Linked DNA regions of Homo sapiens: regions 2 and 3 are each linked to region 1. A link is an interaction called in ENCODE POLR2A ChIA-PET data of the cell type or tissue named here. Cell type or tissue: GM12878. All regions are shown on one strand. Links, peaks and the distances in the headings refer to the core of each region. The heading gives the core; the rest is flanking DNA.

Region 1 (7,123 bases), core at 1,075-6,074:
GAGGGGTATTTCTTTACCTCCTTTCCTTACAGATATTTCTCTGGAATACACTAAATCCCAGTAATTATTATGAGATTGTATTTACCACCTTATTCTCAAGTTCCCATGCTCTGGCCTGGGCCTATACAACTAAAAGACCCTTGAGAGTATTACTTTGGGAACATTTTCCAGTTGTTTTCTGTAGGAATCTCATGGCTCCTCTCCCACTATTCTTTTTCCCATGACATTACTGCAGACCTTTATGACAACTGGTTTCATGGTTTTATATAAGCATTGCTTTCTTTACTGTCCTATACTAAGTTTAGAGACTGCTTAATAGTCTCCAAGATGTTCTTGTCCTCATGACATGTACTCCAACCCTACCCAAAGTCCATTCCTGCATTACCTAAAGGCATCAAACAGAAAATATCCTATTCACCACGTACCTCTTCATAGTTAGCTGTTCACTTTCCCAATATTCTCTCTTTTTCAAAGTCCTAACCATTGAGAGGAAGAAGCTACAAGAACGCCACCTGTGTGGCTGGGTCTTCTAGTCTTCAGCTTGTGACTTCTTAGATGCCAATGCTGCTTCTCTGTCTTCTAGCAGTGTGGTCATTCCCATAAAGACCCAAGTACTGAATCATGGACTAGTGGGCTTAGTATGTCTCAGCAGACTATTATAATCTAGAACTAGTCACCAGAAAGATGGACAACAAGCTTGACTGACCATATCTTATCTGCACAGAGCCTTTCACTATCACCAATGAGTGGTGACCATCATCCATCCTCTACCTCCCAGGGCAGCAGTGGGTTTCCTTTCACTAGTGGTACTTGGATATCTTCTGGATATGACTTCTTGATGCTCCATGTACACAAAGACAGCAATCAGCAACGTCCGTAGAGGTAATTGTATAGCTGTTGCTGTACAATGTGTCAGGGACAAATGTAGTGTATGATTTTTCCATATGTCTTTTTGCAAGATCATCCTATCCATCTTACCCTGTTTTTGTGATAAGCTTAAAATCCTGAGCTTTATTTTTTCCCTTTCGGTTGTACTCTTCCATAGTGAACTATATACTGTTATATCACCTCGGTGTCTAGTGCAGTGTGTTAGAAAACTTAGAACTTAATAAAGATTTTTAAGTTAATTCACATAAGCTAAAATTCCACTTATATGAGCAAAGATTTTGGGAGTCATTTTTAAAAATTTTATTTATTTATTATTATTATTATTTGCTTCTCTTTGATAACCTTGGTACTAAGATTTTTGGGGGTCATTTTTGAACAATAATTTGCAGTTGCTGAGTTATTAGTCTATGACTTGCTACATTGCATTCCTTAGCAAGTTGCAAATATTCAAGCAGCAAGATATGTGGTCAACTTCTAAATAATATGGTTGTTGCTGTTTTTTTCCTGTGTCATTCAGCATTAACATTATCCTCTGAACCCCAAATACAACCTCTTTGCTTCTATCAGGAAAATAGAAATTCTTCTCTAAGAAATGGCATTGGTGCATTGGGAGACTAAAGTTGCAGTGATCGGATGCCTATATTAATCCCAAAGAGTCATCATTTGAAAAATTGAATTTAAGTCTGAAATAAAACATCCATAAAATTGAACTGTAGTCTCTTTTCTTTACTTTCTCAGGCTAAACCCCTTGTTTTTCCATTTGTTGGCCAATGAAGGCTTCTCATGGAACTCATTCTGATCAAATTTTGTAACTGAAAATATTAGGCTTGCTAGTTTTAGAAGGGTTCTTCACAGACATCTAAATCGAAGTGTCTTGACTTGAGGTCAGGGAATGGGAAGCAGCAGAATTTTATGTCTACTATGTTTTTCTGGTATCCAAAGCTTTCAGCAGATCATTAAAGGGGCCTATGACCCAAAGCTAATCATTTTTATAGACAAATTATAAGAAGAGATATCACTTTCCAAAACAGCAAAATGCTAAGCTCTCATTCCGCCACTGATGTTCTTCTCTTTGCCTATTACTTTTTCCTCTTCTTGGAAAGAATAATTGAGGATTTTTATGGAACATCCTGATTTTCGAGTCACTTGGAGGTCCCTTTTCTCATATTCGATGTCACAAACCATAGGGCTGGCTGCGTTGTCAGTGCAGAGTTACAAGGTGAGTGTGAGACTGCTCCTACCAGCCATTGCCTCAGAGCTGAGTGTGGCCAGTTAGGTAGGCACATCAGCAGGCAGCGTCCAGGAGGAACCTGATTCTTTTTTTTTTTTTTTTTTTTTTGAGACGGAGTCTCGCTCTGTCGCCCAGGCCGGAGTGCAGTGGGGCAATCTGGGCTCAGTGCAAGCTCCGCCTCCCGGGTTCACGCCATTCTCCTGCCTCAGCCTCCCAAGTAGCTGGGACTACAGGCGCCCGCCATCACGCCCAGCTAATTTTTTTGTATTTTTAGTAGAGACGGGGTTTCACCATGTTAGCCAGGATGGTCTCGATCTCCTGACCTCGTGATCCGCCAGCTTCGGCCTCCCAGAGTGCTGGGATTACAGGCGTGAGCCACCGCGCCCCGCGGCATCTGTCAGTTTCATTTGTGTTCTTCCTACTATGCTAGAGATGTGGTCCAAAGCTGTTTTTGTATTTTATAACCCACAGATTGCATCTCTTTTAAATTGAAAACAACTAAATGGACTAAAAAAGTATAACTTTAATGCACACAGCAAGTGGAAAGATACGGTACTTACCAAGTTCTTTTTCTGATAGTTTATTATTGTGTTTCTTGGCCTGTATAACTTTCATTATGATCTCTATCAGCTCCCTGAGAAATTATTCTTCAGATCAATAATTTGTGTGTATTTGAGTAAATGATAACTCAAAGACTTCAATAAACTTTAAATTGTCTACTTAATTTGTTTTTTTAAAAAACTGTAGGCACAATTATGATACTATGCATTGTCTTAAGGTAGTTTCTGTTATTGGGTTATTAGGTATGGGAAGTTGAGTCAAGATTACTCAGAGAGTCGCAGAATGAGTGGCCGAAAAATTTGTTACAAATTAGGGCAAATATGGTCTCCTCTGTCTGAGCAGCTGATCTGCTACTGAACCCCGGTTGTAGCTGCATCTCTGAGAATACTGCAGCAACATGACCACAGACATCAATCTGTGTTATTACTTAGCATGGGACACAGGGAAACACTTCTGACTGGCATTTAGTAAACAGAGTAAAACAACTATCATTGTAAAATACATGTGTTATGCTTCCCCATCTCACACCCCCAGGTATCTAAATTCAGATCTATGGGATCTTTCCCAGGTTTTTTTTTTTTTTTTTTTGAGACAGGGTCTTGCTTTGTTAAAGCCCAGGCTGGAGTGCAGTGGTGCGATCTTAGCTAACTGCAGCCTTGATCCCCCAGGCTCAAGTGACCTTCCCACCTGAGCCTCCTGAGCAGCTGGGACTACAAGCAGGTGCCACCATGCCTGGCTAGTTTTTGTATTTTTTGTAGAGACAGGGTTTTTCCATGTTGCTCAGGCTGGTCTCAAATTCATGAGCTCAAGCAATCTACCTGCCTCGGCCTCCTAAAGTGCTAGGATTATAGGTGTGAACCACTGCACCCGGCTCTCCCACATTCTTTAAATGAAAGTGTTGACATTTTAGGTGTTTAACTTTCCTAATTTAGGGTGTTCAATTAGGAAAAGAGGAAGTCAAATTGTCCCTGTTTGCAGATGACATGATTGTATATCTAGAAAACCCCTAATTTAGAATAAGACTTAGAGTTGAGAGGGAAAGGATTGCCAAATAGTTTCAATTGCTTTAGTTTACTTTCCTTAATTTCTTCTGTCTTCAAACTCTTCTCCTTTCTTTTTCCTCCTTCTTCCATTTGTCAAAACTGTAAGTGCTTTGGGTACTGTCCTAAGTGATGTTCAGAGTCAATGCAATGTATATCAAATTTTCCCATAATGTGAACTGGAAAATAATTGGAATATAAGAAAGGATAGACTGACGTGTGTCCGGATGCCTTCTCTGTTGTACCTGTTTGCGGCACATTGCCCGCTTAACCCGCTAGGAGATGTAGGAAGTCAACCTGTTCAACACATCTCAAGCAGATCGAATGATGAAATGTTGATGATTTCACCATACCTTTTCCACTAAGAAATGGAATGATCCTCCTCATATTTTTGCAGCGGTTATCTATTTCATCTATTAACTGAGAATGCAGAGTGTGCCTGAGCATTTTTACTCACAGAACTAATGAAAAAAGTTAAAAAATTTTTATGCAAGTGGTTTGCTTGACTTTCTTGCAAAATGCTCATAGGAAGTTAATAGGAATCATATTATTATCAGAAGGTTTTAAGACAACACTAGTTCTCCCCCTAGCCCACTACCAAAATACACTGTGGTATACTAATTTACACAAATTAGGTTACTATATACTTGTTACTATGCTTTCATCACAAAAGTATTTAAAACCAACACATCATAGATTGTTTTCTTTCCTATATTTTAAAGCCACTCAAAGCTGAGTGGTATGGGAGAAGTCTGTGGTATTATACAATTTGAGGAATTCAAAAAGTTCCACATTACTGCCAGGCCTGCTAAAGTAATTTGGAGGAATTTATTTACTATCATGCTTCCTTGCTACCATTTACAATCACTGATTTGTTAAAACTAGATGTTTTGCAGTGGAAGTGGAGATTGTATTTAGCCTCTGAGGTCCAGCCACGGTTCTGCTGGTGCCGGCAATCCAGGGGTTTTGGCTCCTGGGGTCTCTTGTCAACATCATCTCTGGGTAGCCAGTTACCCCCAATGTCCTTTTTCAGGGCACAGGGTGTCTGGCCAGAATCCCCACTTAGCCCAGGACCTGGCCCCTTCACCTATTCCCTCTTATTCTGCATCTGGAGACATTGCCTTCTCACTGGTTTTGTCTCATCCCAGAAACAGTCTAAAGTCTTTCAAATTCAGAATCACCATCTGCTTATTGGATATTTTCTCCTGAAGATATTCTGAGACACTCCCGGAACCAGATATTTGTCACTGAAAATTTTAATTTATTCCATATTTTCCAAATGCCATAATGGAGTGTGGAGATACAAAGATGAATAGGATTTACCCCTACCCACCAGAGGTGTGCAATCTAGTGTGGGACACAGCGCTCTAAGTATGGAATAGTGATAGCAGCTAGCACCTATTGAGCCCTGACCTTGGTAGGTACGGCAGTAAGCCCTTGACATAACTTACTCCTTGTAATCCTAGCCAGTTCTGTAGGTATCAGTATCTCCATTTCCTAAATGAGGAAAGCAAAGCACAGGAAAGTTAGATAACTTGCCCACAGTTTTTCTGGTGACAAGTGGCAAAGCAGAGACTTAAAACCAGGCAATCCAGGGGCTTTAAGTGATTCTTAAATATTAAGTGATAAATGCATTTAAAATGTGTCCGGAATGGGCTTTGTGAATTCCAGAAAGGGAACTAAATTCTGCTTAAAAAGAGAAGGCTTCTCAAAGGGAGTAATGTTTGACTTGAGACCCAGAGAAGGAGAAAGGAAGGAAGCTTGCAGAGGAGCCTTGGTGACAAGAGGCATGCTCTATTGTGGGGACAGTAGGAATAGGGGAGAAGCCTTGGCCTTGTCACTTTCTGCTTTTTGGTTTATGCAGTTGTCTCTGCCTAAGATTTTTTTCTACCTTTGTTTCTGCCTCCAGTTACTCCCCCTGGAAGTGTCACTCTCTTTTAAATTCAGAGAGCCTTGTTTATGGCACTGATGTGGTGCCCAGTGCATTCTGCTTTGTACTAAATATGCTGTATCTCACCTTTGTGTCAGCACCAAACTGTGTTCTTTATAATTCTGCAGCTTCTAGTACATTTGTGCATAGTAGCAACTCAATGCACATTTGTTGAATGTTGAATGAATGCTAGTCAAGGCAAGACAAGCAAAATTCTCAAATAAGTCAAAATAATCCCTAATTATTTCCAGATGGAATGGTAATCAATTTGCTTCAGGAATAAATTAGCCAATGGATGTTTGATAACATAACCGACCCTAAGTAACTCGATTTAGCTGCTGAAGCCAGCTTTTAAAGATGCAGTTTATCCACTGGCCATGGGATATCGGCCATGATTACTGGAGCAAGCCCTAGTAATACAATCTTTATATAATAAATATAATCTTACTAAATGTCAGTGAGAATTATCTTTATATAATAAATACAGTCTTTAAAATTGTATTTATATTTGGCATTTATGCCTCTCAGCACTATGTAATTTCTTATTAGAAGTACACTTTAACTTGAGAATTCCATTAGAATCATTAAATTTTCTGAATAGAAAGCTTAACAGTGTTTAAAAATAAATTTTTAGTGGCTTCATGATGTCAAAACAATCACTTGAAAGCTGAAAAATATGTTAAACCTACTTTTGTATTTATGTCCCAGTTTGCTTTTTTCAATTCACAAAAAAAGATTTGACTTGATTACAAAGAAGAAAACACAGAAAGAGCAAAAAAGAAAAGAAAGATGAAAGGAAGGAAGAAAGGGAGACAAAAAAAGAAACAAAAAGAAAAAAAGAGAAAGACTGATTATCTAGTTGTTTTGTGATTAGGTAGACATAACTCGAGAATCTTGGAGCCATCCTTATCTCTTCCCTCTCCATTACCTGCCACAAACAACCCCCCACTAAATAGTAAATTCTTACTCCAAAATGTCTTTGATATTCCTTCTTTCTTATTCATTTCCATGTCACTGCCTGACTTCAAGCTTTTATGAAGCTTGAAGTTATATATCAAATTGTAACTGATCTCCTAATTCTCATTTTGTGTGTGCATTCCCCAAATCATTCTTGACATATCTGTGCAAATCTCAGCATGTCACTTTCCCAGTAGTAGGTATCCATCAGCTCCCTGTTAATCTCCATGACCAGAGATTCTGTCCACCTCTCCAGCCTCATCTTGTGAGCTTCTTTCCAATCACCTCATCCTTTGCCTCCTTAGCTTTTGCCTCGGCTGGCCTGATAAACCTCTACCTGCCTGCCAAGTTTCAGTTCAAGCCTTAGCTCTCTGTCAAGCTCCCGCAGTCCCTCACCCGGACTCACATGCTCCTTGCACCTGCAGTGGGTCAGCTGCTTTACATATATTGTACTCTTTACTTCTCACGTAGCTGTTTAAGGTGGGTGGTCTTTGTCTCCACTTTGCAGGTGAGAAA
Region 2 (7,123 bases), core at 659-5,658, 290 kb after region 1:
CCAGGATCTTCTCAGTGCATCATGCTTCCTCTTACACAGAACCTCTCTGCCTGGTAATGGCTATTGCACATATTTCTCCTGCTGAGACCACTTTCTTCACATTAGCTGGTGTGCTGCTTTTAAAATATGTCTACAAATTCTTTAATTCTCCTTCCTTTAAGAGGTGAAGCTAAATTTTTCTTCACTTGAATATGGCTTGAAATTAGCAACTCACTTTCAACAAATAGAACATAGTGGAAGAGACTGTTTGACTTCTGAGATGAGGCCATAAAGGCATTGAGGCTTCCCTTTTGCTCACTCTCTCAGATCACTTGTTCTGGGGGAAGCCAGCTGTCATGACATAAAGACCCTCAAGTGGCCTTCTGGAGAGGCCCTGGTGGTGAGGAGAACAAAGTGAGAAACTGTCAGCAGGCACATGAGTGAGCCACCTTGACTCTCCAGCCCCAGTCAAGCCTTTGGATGACAGCAGCCCTGGCCAATATCTTGACATCAACCTCGTGAGAGACCCTGAGCCAGAACCACCCAGCTAAGCTGCTCTCAAATTCCTGACCCACGGAGACTATGGGATGACACATGTTGGTCATTTTAAGCTGCTAATCTTTGGGGATAATTTGTTATGCAGCAACAGATAACTAATACAGATTATATATCATACAGATATAGAATTTCAAGGCATTACAGATTATAGAACTTAAAGCATTATTCCAGGAACTTGTGTGAGCTCCAGACAGTGTTCAGAGTTCTCTTACAGGAGGCACTGGCTCTGCCTGTAGTTACTCCAGCTGTCCTTGTTCCTGCTGAAGTTAGTTCTCTTTTTCGGAGGATGAGGCTGTAAATCCAGCTCTTAAGCATCTGCAGGTGTTGCCTTGTTGTCCGGTAGCTAAACCAGAAGGTTCACATTTTAAGCAGTCTTGAAGAGCTGTACTTGGAGTAGTTGCTGGGAAGTCCAATTAAGAGCAGACCCTGAGTGAAAGAAGACTTGCCAAATCTCACTTAGGCTCCTGATGTTTGAGACAGATGACAGACCCAGGAACTTGTTAATGCAACCCATTTATAGATCCTCCACATTCTATCCCTGTATGAAATTGTATTATAAGAAATCAAAGTACCTGGAACATTTTATATCATACTCATCAGACAGTCTTCATAATTACAGGAGTCTTCTTTTAAAACAGTGTTTCTGTCACTTCCAAAAATCCTGCTTGAAAATGTCCTCGAGTCACAATTCAGCTAATATATATTTAACGCTTGTTAGATAGCAAGTGCTAATCTAGGACCTGGGAATACAGCAATGAACCAAACAGACAAAATCCCTGCCCTCATGAGGCTTATAGTCTAGTGAAGGAGACAGAAAACAAGCAGACAAACACATAAGTAAAGGACTTGGATGAGTGAGTGTAAATGCAACGGAGAGAAATAAAGGAAGGCAAAGTGTGGTTCGAGTGTGGTGCTAGGAGTGGGTGCTGGGGGGCAGGATGGCTGCTCTGAGGGGATACTTGAGCAGGGAGGCGAATGTCAAGAAGCTCTGCCGAACATTCCAGGAGATGGACGAGTCCTGTGGCAGAAGTCAGTGTGGCTTATTTGAGGAACAGCTAAATGACACTTTAGGACAGGGGTGTCCAATCTTTTGACTTCCCTGGGCTACACTGGAAGAAGAAGAATTGTCTCGGGCCACACATAAAATACACTAACAATAGCCGAAATTGCAAAAGAACTCCTAATGTTTTAAGAAAGTTTACAAATTTGTGTTGGGCCACATTCAAAGCCATCCTGGGCTGCATGCGACCCGTGAGCTGTGGGTTGGACAAGCTTGCTTTAGGATTTCTGTCTTTTTTCTTTTTTTTTTTGAGACAGAGTCTTGCTGTATCGCCCAGGCTGGATGGAGTGCAGTGGTGCCATCTTGGCTCATTGCAACCTCCACCTCCCAGGTTCAAGTGATTCTTCTGCCTCAGCCTCCTGAGTATCTGGGACTACAGGCGCCCACCACCATATCCGGCTAATTGCTTTAGGATTTCAGTGTAAGGATTCACATACCAAATCACTCTTGAGTTAGAGAGTTTTGGAAAAACTTTGTCTCTGCAGACTGACTTGTGATCTTTTGGCTGAGTAAATGAAAACCATGTTGCCTACAATGTCTTCCTTTTGGCCTGGGCTTCCAGGAAGCTCAGAGCCAAAATCTGTGCCTGCTGATGGTGGGTAATCAATTTATCTCGGGGTCTGGGAGCAGCTGCCCACTCTGCTTCTTTTACAGAAAGAGATGATGGAATAAATGTTTATTTATAAACATTATACTTTCTCCATGTAAACTGTTTTCACCCACATGCTACCTTGAGTTGACTTGGAAGGGGCAGAAGGATTGTCATTAAACAGGTTTGCCATTTCAAATAAGGAAGTTGTAACAAGTGGCAGATGTCATTGTCTTGCTGTTGGTTCATTGCACAAACATTTATTAAGTGCCCAGCACATTCCAGCTGGGCGGGGACCTGTATGGAAAGATGGAGAGGATGGTTCCTGCCCTCTAGAATGTGTTCCCTCACATTCTAGAATACAGTGCAATAAAAAATCAAATAATTACAAACGTGATGTAAACTGGCACAGGAGGGGAGCCCAAAGAGAGTGACAGCTAGTCCTGGGAGGTTTTGATGGAGGAGGAGGGGACTGGTGCATGGAACCCCCTTCTTTCTGCGTGGTAGGAGAAAGGCCACATCAGCCCCTACACACAGCACCCATCTGAGGACGGTGGTGACCAGCTTCCCAGCCTGCCCTCCCCACCTTCCAGAATCCATCCCAGCCCCAAGGCACCCGGGTCTGAGCTATGCAGCAAGAGTTTTCCAGACAGAAAGAAAAAATAGGTTAAAAATATCTGAGCCCCACATGTCCTATTTTTAATTGATTTACACACAGACTCTTCAATCACAGTATTAATATTTAATTGTCCTGTCAGGTCAGATCCTTCCCAGTCAGACAGTTAAAAATGGCTTGGGACAGAGGAGGAAATGAGGGGCTGGGGTGGCATGAAATGAGGAAAGTGAGGCACCTGCCCTGAGGGGATTAGGCTCTGAGGGACAAGGAGGAGCAGACCCTGGCTCTAGGGTCCTGGGAGAAATAACATCTCACTTGTTTTCTCTCTGTCCCTGTCCCCTCAGTACACACATGTGGAAGCACAACAGCATTCCCCCAAAAAGCCATTAAAGAAACCATGTAAGAGTTGAGACAACACCAAGGTCTGTGGAGACAATGAGGTGCTTCTTCAAGGAGACGCCAGGAGGCTGGTCTCTGGGGGAGAGTCCGGAGGATGAAGCATTCATGCCCTCAGTATTTTAAGTTTGTGAGGGGCCGATTGGTATTTTGACTCTGGGCCCCGGCCCAGCCCGCCCAGGTGAAACCTGATTTACATGCATGTTTCTTCTTTGAGAAACGGCGCCTGTGTTGGCTGTCCCAGCATCACAGCAGCATAGAAACATGGCTTGGGAACTATTTTGGGTAAAAGCACTCTCAGAGACAGCCAATAAATGTCTCAATGTGACTCATTCAAAGAGGCTATTAATAGACAGGAGATGTGAGGGACAGGAGAACTGAATTTCATTCAGTTTCAGCCTCTTGCTTTATTTGTTCTTCCTTTTTAAAAACAGAAATCAAGAAGTGAAGTTTGTCTTGTTGGGTTTGAGTGGGGTGGGGAGGAAGAGCTTGTCTGCCGAGCAGTCATCTACCTCCTCCTCTTCTCCCAGGGTCCAGAGAGGGAAAAGCCAACGGGACACTCACCTTGGAGTCTACTAGAGTCTTTTCTGTTCATTCCTGACTCCTTTGCTGAAGAAAAAGCCTAACAAGTCTGGATAGTCACAGGAAATCATGTTGAGGTGATGTCTCATTATCTTTGAGGTCTGAGGAAAATCTTGGAGTCCTACCCAATATCCCCATTCACCTCTCTGTGTGTCTTCTTGGTTTGGTGCAGTGATTCTCATTGGGAAAGCATCTGTGGGGGTGAATTTTGTTGTCTTAATGGTTGAGTTGGGATGGTCTCGCCATTTAACGGGAAAAGGCAGAAATGCTAGACAGCCTGCAATGCTCTGGGTGACGCTCCCAATGAAGAACTGCTCCTGTCCTGCATAATGGCTGGGTGCCAACTGTGCATTCTTTTTTTTTTTAGACAGAGTCTTGCTCTGTCGCCCAGGCTGGAGTGTGGAGGCATGATCTCGGCTCACTGCAACCTCCACCTCCCTGGTTCAAGCAATTCCCCCGCCTCAGCCTCCCAAGTAGCTGTAGCTGGGATTATAGCTGCACACCATGTCTGGCTAATTTTTTTTTTGTACTTTTAGTAGAGATGGGGTTTCACCATGTTGGCCAGATGGGTCTCTAACTCCGAACTCTTGACCTCAGGCAATCTGCCCACCTCAGCCTCCCAAAGTGCTGAGATTACAGGCATGAGCCACCGCACCCAGCCCACTGTGCATTCTTGAGTGGAGAACATGTTCAGAATAATCTGAGCCTAAAATCAAACTCCATTTGACTCATGACCATGGAGTATTAGTTGCATATTTTTAAATGCGTGAAGTTTTTCCAGGAATGCAACTGTTGTGAGAATCAGGGATAAACTAGATTTTGTGTTGTTCACCTTTTGAAAAAATCACATCCCTAATGCCAATGCCACTTGTGGTATTTGAGTTACCCAAACCACATACACCTGTACCAATCTGCATTTGCAGCTGTCAGATTTGCGGTGGTGCTTTTTCTGCAAGCAAGTATCTGACTGTTTCCTGCTGGCTGCTAAGGTAGTTGCACCAAACTTTAACATATTGAAACACATATGATGTCATCATAAATGACTTTTATTTCTCTTTTATATTTCAATTAGGGCATTATACTGATTTTTAAAATTGTGTGTGTAGGTGGGTAATATTAATTTAATTTCAGGGATGTAAAGGGGACACACAGAATATTTGTTAGGCACTGGGTCTGATTTAGGTCTTAAACCAGGATTGAAATAACTGATGTGGATGTTTTCTATTGTTTTGTTGTTTTGTTTTTTCTTTTGAGGCAGTCTTGCTCTATCGCCCAGGCTGGAGTGCAGTGGTGTGATCTCGGCTCACTGTAACCTCTGCCTCCCAGGTTCAAGCAGTTCTCCTGCCTCAGCCTCCAGAGTAGCTGGGATTACAGGCACGTGCCACCACACCCGGCTAATTTTTGTATTTTTGGTAGAGACAGGGTTTCGCCATGTTGGCCAGGCTGGTCTCAAACTCCTGGCCTCTAGTGATCTGCCGGCTTGGCCTCCCAAAGTGCTGGGATTATAGGCATAAGCCACTGTGCCGAGCCTAGGTATGGGTTTTTAAGTGGCACAAAGTCCTGAGAGAAGAGGCAGGCAAGAGGTTCACCAGCAGTTGGATTCCCTGAGTCATGTTCTACTCAGAGGCTCAAATGCTTCAAATAAGCTGCAGGGCTGTTTTTAAATTACAGTTGTCTGCAAGAATCAGTCAGTTTATAGAGAAGGGTGAAGGGTCAGAAAAGCAACAGTTCAAGGGCTGTGGCAGGGACACCAGACCTCAGATCACCAGGCATGGCTGGGTCTGTGGCAAACTGACTCGGTGCCTGCTGACTGCTGCCCTGCAGGACTGTGGACGTAGTGTTGCTAGATCTTCCACTTTTTTGGTGGATGCTGGAAATCTGAAATCTGACACGTTGGCAACTGTATTCATCGAGATAAGCCTGTGCTGCCCTGCCAACAATACAGTGGCTTAAGGGACCAGGACGGTGGTGTCTTTTGCATGTCTTGGTCATAATATGAAAGGTCATGATCAAGGCTGGGTCACCACCTGCCCAGGTGTCAGCTGGGGGAATAGAGGAAAGGGCGATGAGGGTGGGGGGGCACGTGCAGCATTGTGAAAGCCCAGCCTTGGAAGTGGCCCACCTCAGCTTCATGCGTGTCCTATAACTGGTGAGGAAATGTCATTCTTAGTGGGGCAGCCATGGCCTGGCTACAGCCCTGACGGTCTCTGCCAGAGCACCTAATTCAAACCTTTAAAATACATCATGTGGGCCCATCCTGTGTTGACCGTGGGGCTGGACTTGGCTGAAGGACTGCTGGTCCTGCCCTGCTGGAGTTTCAGTCCCACACATGGAGAAAGGATTCAGAACTGAGGACTGGGAGGAAGGCAAGTGGGCAGGGTGTTTAAGTTGGCTAAGGAGTGCCTTACTCAGAGCCAACACTGAGTGGGGACAGCCTGGAGGAAAAGGGGCCTAGAGCTTGAGTGCAGACAAGGGAGTTTCTGCCCAGATTAGCTGTCTCACCCCAGGAAACCTTTCCCCGCCCAGGTGAGGTGCTCGTGGTCTACACCTCCCTGACACCCCTATGTACTTCCTAGGACAGCACTCATCACATCACTGTTTTGCTCGCCTGTGTGGCTCTTCCCATCTACACTGCAATTCGATTCTGCTCACGGCTGTATCCTCAGGGTCTTGCAGAGTAATTGGTATATGGTAGGTCCTCAACAAGCACTTGATGAATGACTGAAAGAATCCTATGAACAGTGGAAAATTAATGGCTGTTTTTGAGTCAGTGCAGGGCACAATCACAGTGCTTTGTTAGGAAGATGAATCTGGTTCCCACGTGCAGAAGACCAGAGTAAGCAGCAAAAAGACAGGCAGGGTTGCTTATGAAATCCTCTGCAAGTGAGGGAGGAGAGATCCTGCAAGAAAGAATGGGCTCAGAAAGTGTGATGGATTGCAGGGTTCTGGGTGGGGAGAGGAGAATCAAAGACCCTGGCTCTGAGACATTTCAGACCACATCTAGTCAAGTGCTAACAGAGTTAGCTGCAGTACCAGTGGCTGAGAGAAGTCTGGCCATTAGGTGACAACTGTGAGCAGTAAGCCCTCATGGTTCTCTGTGCCACTAATTTAATTAAAATAGAAATTGTAGGAGGGGCTTCCTGAATGAGGGAGCGTTTATCATGGGCTTTGAGGCATGGGGAAAGTGAGTGTTCTAGAAAAGCATGTCAGCTTCTTTAATGTTCCAAAAATATAGTGAAATCCAGTAAATTTTTTGTTTGTTTGTTTTGTTTTGTTTTTGTTTTTGTTTTTTTGAGATGGAGTCTGGCTCTGTCGCCCAGGCTGGAGTGCAGTGGCGCAATCT
Region 3 (7,123 bases), core at 1,390-6,389, 190 kb after region 1:
AATCATGATTTACTTACAGTCTTGAAAATTGAATGCTTGTAAAGTTGAGTTAGCAAGTTAAAGCTTATGTCATTTGTAATATACATGTCTAGGCACTACCATTGCCAATTATAGGAATTTCTACTTCTTGGTAATAATCTCGTATTCCATTTCAGGGAAGGAAAAAAAAGAGGACTTCCATCTTCCATTCATTGATATGAGTTCCTGAAAGGGACATTTTAAACTTTTTTTTTTCTGCTTAGGACAGGATAAGAGTCTAGAGCTGTAAACCACAAATATAAAAATTATATATATATAAACATATATATATATGTAAACTTACAAAGAATTAGTGCTTTAGCAAAGTGGTGGTAAGGTCTTTTTTTAAATAATGAAATGTTTTTAAGTGGTTATTATTCATATGTTGTCAGGACTTAATTCGTTCACAAGTTTGAGTGTACTTGATTTTGTTGGTGTTCATAGTCAGGATCTGGAACTGAGGTCTTTTCTGTTTGCTAGCTCTATTATTACCAGTATTTCATAATCTGTGATTATAGTTTTAAAAATGACAATTGCAGTATAACAGGAGGCAAATAAAAATATAGTCAGCAATTTCTTTAACACTTTTTTCAATTCTTGCCATCAGTGATTGGAACTTTGGTAAAAGAAAAGTTAATAGGCCGGGCGTGGTAACTCACACCTGTAATCCCAGCACTTTGGGAGGCTGAGGCGGGTGGATCACATGAGGTCAGGAGTTCGAGACCAGCCTGGCCAACGTGGTAAAACCCTGTCTCTACTGAAAATGCAAAAATTAGCCAGGCATGGTGGCAGACGCCTGTAATCCCAGCTACTCGGGAGGCTGAGGCAGGAGAATCGCTTGAACCTGGGAGGTGAAGGTTGCAGTGAGCTGAGATCGTGCCACTGCACTCTAGCCTAGGTGTGACAGAGTGAGACCCTGTCTCAAAAAAAAAAGAAAAAGTTAATAAAAAATTGTTAAGCTGTGTTTTCCTTTGCTAATTATTTGGCCTTGTCTGGTCATACAATTAACTTGTACTTTTTCCTGTAGTCCTCAAGTCCCTGAACTTGAGAGTGCTTAATTGAAAGGCTGCTTCCTCAGTCGCAACCTTACAGGTTTTGATTTAGTAAAATTCTGGTGTAGTGATCAGACATCTCCATTTTAAACAGTGGTTACGGAGATTTTGTGAAACAGAATTCGCCAAAACACACAACTCTCTTTTTGAGCATTAGTTTTCTCATTTTGGAAGTGAATACTATTTATTTGATTTTTGACAGTTTTTTTAGAGTAGAGCACATCATAAAAAGTATCTTTTGAAAATATGACAAACATTAATAAATATGTACTTAAACTAGGCATTAGTGGTTTATTCAATGTAAGTGCAAAGGCAGAGGCTTCATAAAGCGTTGTTATTTCATGTCACTACACACCTGTGTACCTCTCTCTTAGTAGAACATATAGGGGAAGCAATAAATGGCAATAATAATGGTTTTTTTAAAGGGCTGTCCAGCAAAACCCCCGCTTCAAGACAGATACGTTAAATAATTGTGTTAAGAGGTCATTGTTTTTCTGCATCAGATTTCCTTCTCTGATGATGGCATCTATCATTCATCAGTTTTCTTAGGAAAAATTATAAGATGAATTGTACATAAATTACTAGTAATCATTAAAGTTTGGCTCAGCTCTGTGTGGTGAGTTCATGAAAGCTTGTCTGCTAGCTGTTGTAGTTTCTGATTCTGTTTATGTCCCTTTCTACCTAAATTTTTCTTTTGTTTTTATTGGTATATTTTTTATGAGGAAGAATTAACTTTTTGAAAGATAATAAATAGAATATACTTACCTTTTTTTTTTTTTTTTTCCATTTCTGCTCTTTTAAAATTAGGAATCAAGTACTGGAAATGTTTGATCATGCTTATGGTAACTATATGGTAAGTAGGAAGCTTATCTTTACCTACCATTTATGTGAGTTGATTATTATGTGAGCACAGTCAACTGGGAATTTTGAAACCTACAATACAATTACATTTTTTAAAAGGAAGTTTTTAAAAAACAGGGCAAAAATAGTCTTTCTGGTAGTGGTTTTTAGGGAACCAGTTTATTGAACAGATAAGAATAAATTGAAATTAGATTATGAAACTTCATTATTTAAACAGCTTCCTTGGGTGCCATCAACAATTATCATTGAGTGCTTTATATAGCTAGATATTGTGGATATATACATGAAGATGTTATCTCTGGTCTTAAGGGAGATTATTCTCTTAATTTAAAAAAATGTTTACAATATTTATACACTGAAGAAAACCATTGCTTAAAAGAGAAATTGTTACTTAGCCTCTGTCCTAATTGTATCCTCATGGACTCTGCACTGAATATATTTTGCTTTTTAGTTTGCTGATTCATATTATTTAAAAATGTTTTAGGGCTCACTTAAGATTAAATAGCAGTTTCAGTTTTACAAGATGAAAAGTTCTGGAGATCTGTTGTGCAACAACGTAGATGAAATAGCAAATTCTGGAATTCAAAAAAAATTTTGCACATAAATTGTAATTTGAAAAGAGTTTAAGCATATTATCCTGAAACTTATCCCTTATAACCTTGTTTTTACATTTTAAAATATGTCAGCAGATTTTCTTCTATGATTACAACGTATAAAATGTAGTTGGGAAAGTTTGGCAGAGGACTAGCTTTAGTTCTGCTTAAAATATTTTTCAACTGATTCTGTGAATCCATTTTTTATCATATATTAACCAAATATCTTCATACACTAACATCATTGTTATCTATGAACATCTAAATATATGTAATTTATGCATTTTTAGTTTTAAAACATGTTTTATATTTGACAGTCCTCGTTCTCTTTTATATTGTAAATTTGGAGAGAGCACATTTTGAGTTCTTAATGTTTTTAGGATATGATTTTTTTTGGATACATTTCAACATTAAAAACACAGTTTCAAATTTATTTCTCAAGACCTCAGTCATTCCCTTAATGTTTTTTTTGTTTTTTGTTTTTTGTTTTTTTTTTTGAGACGGAGTTGTGCTCTGTCGCCCAGGCTGTGGAGTATAGCGGCACTATCTCAGCTCACTGCAGCCACCACCTCCCAGGTTCAAGTGATTCTCCTGCCTCAGCCTCCTGAGTAGCTGGGATTACAGGTGTGTGCCACCATGCCTGGCTAATTTTTGTATTTTTGGTAGAGATGGGGTTTCACCATGTTGGCCAGGCTGGTCTCGAACTTCTGACTTCAAGTGATCTGCCCACCTCTGCCTCCCAAAGTGTTGGGATTACAGGTGTGAGCCATTACACCCGTTCTGTTTTTTAATTAATTTTTTTTTGTCACCCACATGTCAACCCTTATTTCTTTCAAAATCATTTATCCCTGGTTAATTCAGTTTGGGCAAAGCATAATTTAACAAATCTAGGCTAATGATTTTGAGATGGCCAAGTGGTTCCATCCTATACCCTCAGACCTTAGCCATCTCATAAATGCGTACTGATGAATGCAGTTCCAAAGTTAAATAAAATAGCATATAGCTGGATAAGTTCAGTTTCTCACAATGAATAGGATCATCTCTTTATAAAGCATGGTATCTTTAATATCTTGTTCTTTTTAGGTAGAACAGTTATATCAATGGCAGAAAGTTATATCAATACATTTTTTCTAACTATAGAATACACTTAGTAGGTTTGTGACAGTGCAGGTACTGAGGGCAGCTTTCAGAGGACTTTCTGGCCTGTGCCTATTGGGACCTAACTGAGTAACTTTCTGCTACAATTAACTACTTAATAAGATTTAAGAGAGAAGGATTTCAGCTTCAAAGACTGGGAACTCTTGAAAGTAACATTGTCTTATATATTTCCAGTGGGACCATACGTGTCCACTGTAATATGTATTTTAAAATGTTCAACTATTTTACAATGTGAGTGACTCTTGCTGTGTACTTCTTCTATATTCAATCTGTGTGAGGTCTGTAACCCAAGATTTAGTCTAGAATTTACACTTCCTCTTTTCAAGTTCTCAACTAACATGACACAGTTCTAAAATATTAACGAGAATACAGTTGCCTTGTATTTGTTATTTGAAGTCAGTTGGAAATTTTTTTCCGGTCCCTACACTCAGAAACACTTTTAGCTTTCTGTAGGGTAAAAGTGTATAGGTTTTGGAGTTAGAAGGGCTTGAGTTCAAATCCTGTCTCAGCTATTTACAGGTTGGACCCTAAACAGGTTATTTAACCCATCTGAGCAGTGTCTTTCTATGTAAAATGAGAATAATTGCAAAGAGTTATTGTAGACTATAGATTTTTTTTTAAAGAACAGGAACCAATTTCTTTAATTTTTAATACATTCACCTTTTTTATATGTCTTGTGCCTGGTACATAAATGCTTAGCAAATTTTTTTGAAAGAACTGAATTGAATTCTTGTGAAGATGAAGTAAAATAATGTTTTTTTTTTTTTGCATTTGATCATTGTGATATATCTTTGTGTTTAAATGCAAAGAAATAATAAACTTAATTAAAAATACAAGTTTAAGGTGAATTTCAGGGCCTGTAAGTCATTTACTTTTTTGTAGTCAGTTGCCTACTATCCTAAAATATAAAATGCCTGGTACATGGCAGGCTTTTAATAAATGTTGAAAGTTTTTCCTCATTTCTCACTAGTTCTTTCTAATACTACTCTCCAGTCTGGTCTACAGTAGAACAATTCCTTTAACCTTCTTGCTTCCCAGGAAAGCAGTGGTGTTTTCCAAAGACAAGCAATATAGTATTATTAAGAGCAAGAACTCTGGACTTGGAGCAGGACACCCTGAGATGGCTCTGCCACCTCTCATCTGGGTTACAATGGGAAAGTTACCTAGTCTTCCTGAGCCTGTTTCTTCATCTCTGCAAAATGAAGACAATGGTTTGCCAGCCTCACAATGTTGTTAGAAGGATTAAGCAAGTTAATATAATGAAAGTGCTTAGAACTAATATCTGGCAAATAGGAAGCATGATGTAAGAATTTACTGCTGCTACTGATAACGACTACTACTATCATTATTATTTATTTCCTGCCTAAATTGAAATTGCCCTCCTAAAATCCACTTAGCCTGTAACTCAGAACTTGTTCTCCAGATAGTACATAGAACTTGCTTAAAGCGCATACATTCTTTCCTGTTCTTGGCATGTGCCCTTTGAACTTACTTTCTATTAATGTAATAGAAGGTTCTATTAATGCTATTTCTTAATAGAAATGTCCTGCCAGCTTTAGGTAGATTACTACAACTCTGCCATCTCTGGACTTAAATCTAGGGATTTTTGGGTTTTTAACACTTATTGGCATGACTATTAATAACGACTATGTTTGACAAATGTCTAGCCCCAGTCAGTCTGCAGTTTACCCACAGTGAATTGCACAGATGGCTTTCTCGTTTACCAAATGACATGAATTTGATGTTTATCTTAGCAGTTCTTGTGTGACCTTATTTAACCCCAGGCCACAGTCACTTTAGGGCTTCTGTTAGCATGTTTTGAGTATTTGTGTTCAGTTTAGTTTGCAGATTAATTTAGATGACAAAATGACATGTATTTGGGCCATCCAAATGTAGAACCTTTTTGGAGCTCCCAGTGTTTTTCCTGTCTGTGTTAGACAACTCAAACTGTTACAAGCAAAAACTATATTCTGGTAAGAGCCCTAAACATTAAAAATAAGCTTGGATAGAGTTGGTAAGCACAATTTCCTTTAGTAGAATCGTACCTAATAACCACTATTAAGCTTGATTTTGTGAAAGCAACAGTAGAATAGTCTTTATTAATCAAACCAAAGGAACTCTTTCAAAATGAACTTCCTGTGCATTTCTAGATTTATGTACATTTTTTTGGAGTGCCTCTCCCCTACCCCCCAATGTTTAAAAAAAATTTTTATTGTTGTAAAATATACATAATATGAAATTTACCATTTTAACCATTTAAGTTTACAGTTTTGTGGCATTAAGTACATTCATATTGTTGTGCATTCATCTCTAGAAATTTTTTCATCTTCCCAATCTGAAACTCTGTACTCGGTGTTTCTCTTTAATGGTTCATTCATCAGAAACAGTAATTCTGTAAACAAAGTATTTTAGGCATGGTACTAATGGGAGTAAGGGAGATATAAATTTATATTTACCTTTTTTTGTGTAGACTGTTGTGGGACTATCATCTATGAGTCATTGTTCCTTGGCCTTTGCTTTCAGAACATCCTAAAACCCTACCAAAATTACACAAGAAATTCTATAGTATCCTCTCAAAACATTTTGTAATCACACTCTGATACTCTACATAGAATTTTAATTCAGTAGAACCAGATCGTTCAGCTAATTCATCTTTTTTAGATATAATTTACAGACAATAAAATTTCAAATTGAGTGCACAATTCTTTTTTGACAATTGTATACAGTTGTTTAACCACCATCACAGTCATGATACAGAACATTTTCATCACCCCAAAAATTTAACTCATAGTTATTTGCAGTAAATTCCTTCTCCCCACCTCTGACGCCTAGCAACCTTGATTTGTGTTTTGTCACTACACCTTTCTCTTTCCTAGGATTTCATATATATGGCATCATACAGTACATAGTCTTTTGATTTACTTTCTTTCATTTAGCATGATGCTTTTGAGATTTATCCATGTTGTTGGAGATATATTGTAATTCCTATTTATTGCTCAGTAGTGTTAGTTGATTTGCTAGAACACAATATTGGAGATATATTGTAATTCTTATTTATTACTCAGTAGTATTAGTTGATTTGATTGAACATAATTTCTTTGTCCATTCACCATTTAATGAGTATTTGACTTATTTTTGGTCTTTGGCTATTATTGTATTAATAAAGCTGCTGTCAACCTGTGAGTGCAAGTTTTTATTTGGGCATACATTTTCATATATTTCCCACCTAGGAATAGGATTACTAGGTCATATGGCAAGTGTAAGTTTAACTTAATAAGAAATGCCAATCTTTTCTAAAATGGCTATAATATTTTGCATTTCCCACCAGCAGTGTATGAGTTTTAATTATTCTGTGTCCTTCCACTTGGTATTTCCAGTCTTACTAATTTCAGCCATTCTGTTGGGTGTATAGTGGTAGTTCATTGTGATTTTAATTTGATT

The links. ChIA-PET counts read pairs that join two places held together with the same protein. Peaks named below come from ENCODE experiments on the same cell type or tissue, not always from the same donor. Only the 100,000 strongest peaks of a DNase experiment are listed, where the experiment ranks them.
Region 2: POLR2A ChIA-PET joins it to region 1 with 6 read pairs; 1 of 35 experiments calls an interaction of 5 or more read pairs at or near these places.
Region 3: POLR2A ChIA-PET joins it to region 1 with 5 read pairs; 1 of 35 experiments calls an interaction of 5 or more read pairs at or near these places.

Annotation. Positions count from the first base shown.
Region 1 is chr1:184,937,798-184,944,920 of GRCh38, reverse strand. All of the region lies in intron 1 of NIBAN1 (niban apoptosis regulator 1), which reads left to right. It overlaps LOC124904469 (a long non-coding RNA gene), which reads left to right. Exons shown (of 2, transcript XR_007066770.1): 2 at 1,456-7,123. Among named protein-coding and RNA genes, the nearest start is that of NIBAN1, 33 kb to the left of the region's middle. In GM12878, for the core only: no CTCF peak of the experiment used is centred there; a DNase peak (open chromatin) is centred at 3,020; H3K4me3 peaks cover 278 bases; H3K27ac peaks cover 818 bases.
Region 2 is chr1:184,645,988-184,653,110 of GRCh38, reverse strand. No RefSeq gene overlaps it. Among named protein-coding and RNA genes, the nearest start is that of EDEM3, 110 kb to the left of the region's middle. RefSeq lists an enhancer at 3,335-3,664. In GM12878, for the core only: no CTCF peak of the experiment used is centred there; DNase peaks (open chromatin) are centred at 3,268 and 3,510; H3K4me3 peaks cover 691 bases; H3K27ac peaks cover 1,512 bases.
Region 3 is chr1:184,744,347-184,751,469 of GRCh38, reverse strand. It overlaps EDEM3 (ER degradation enhancing alpha-mannosidase like protein 3), which reads left to right. Exons shown (of 20, transcript NM_025191.4): 2 at 1,878-1,923. Among named protein-coding and RNA genes, the nearest start is that of EDEM3, 7.0 kb to the left of the region's middle. In GM12878, for the core only: no CTCF peak of the experiment used is centred there; DNase peaks (open chromatin) are centred at 4,039 and 5,479; H3K27ac peaks cover 3,068 bases.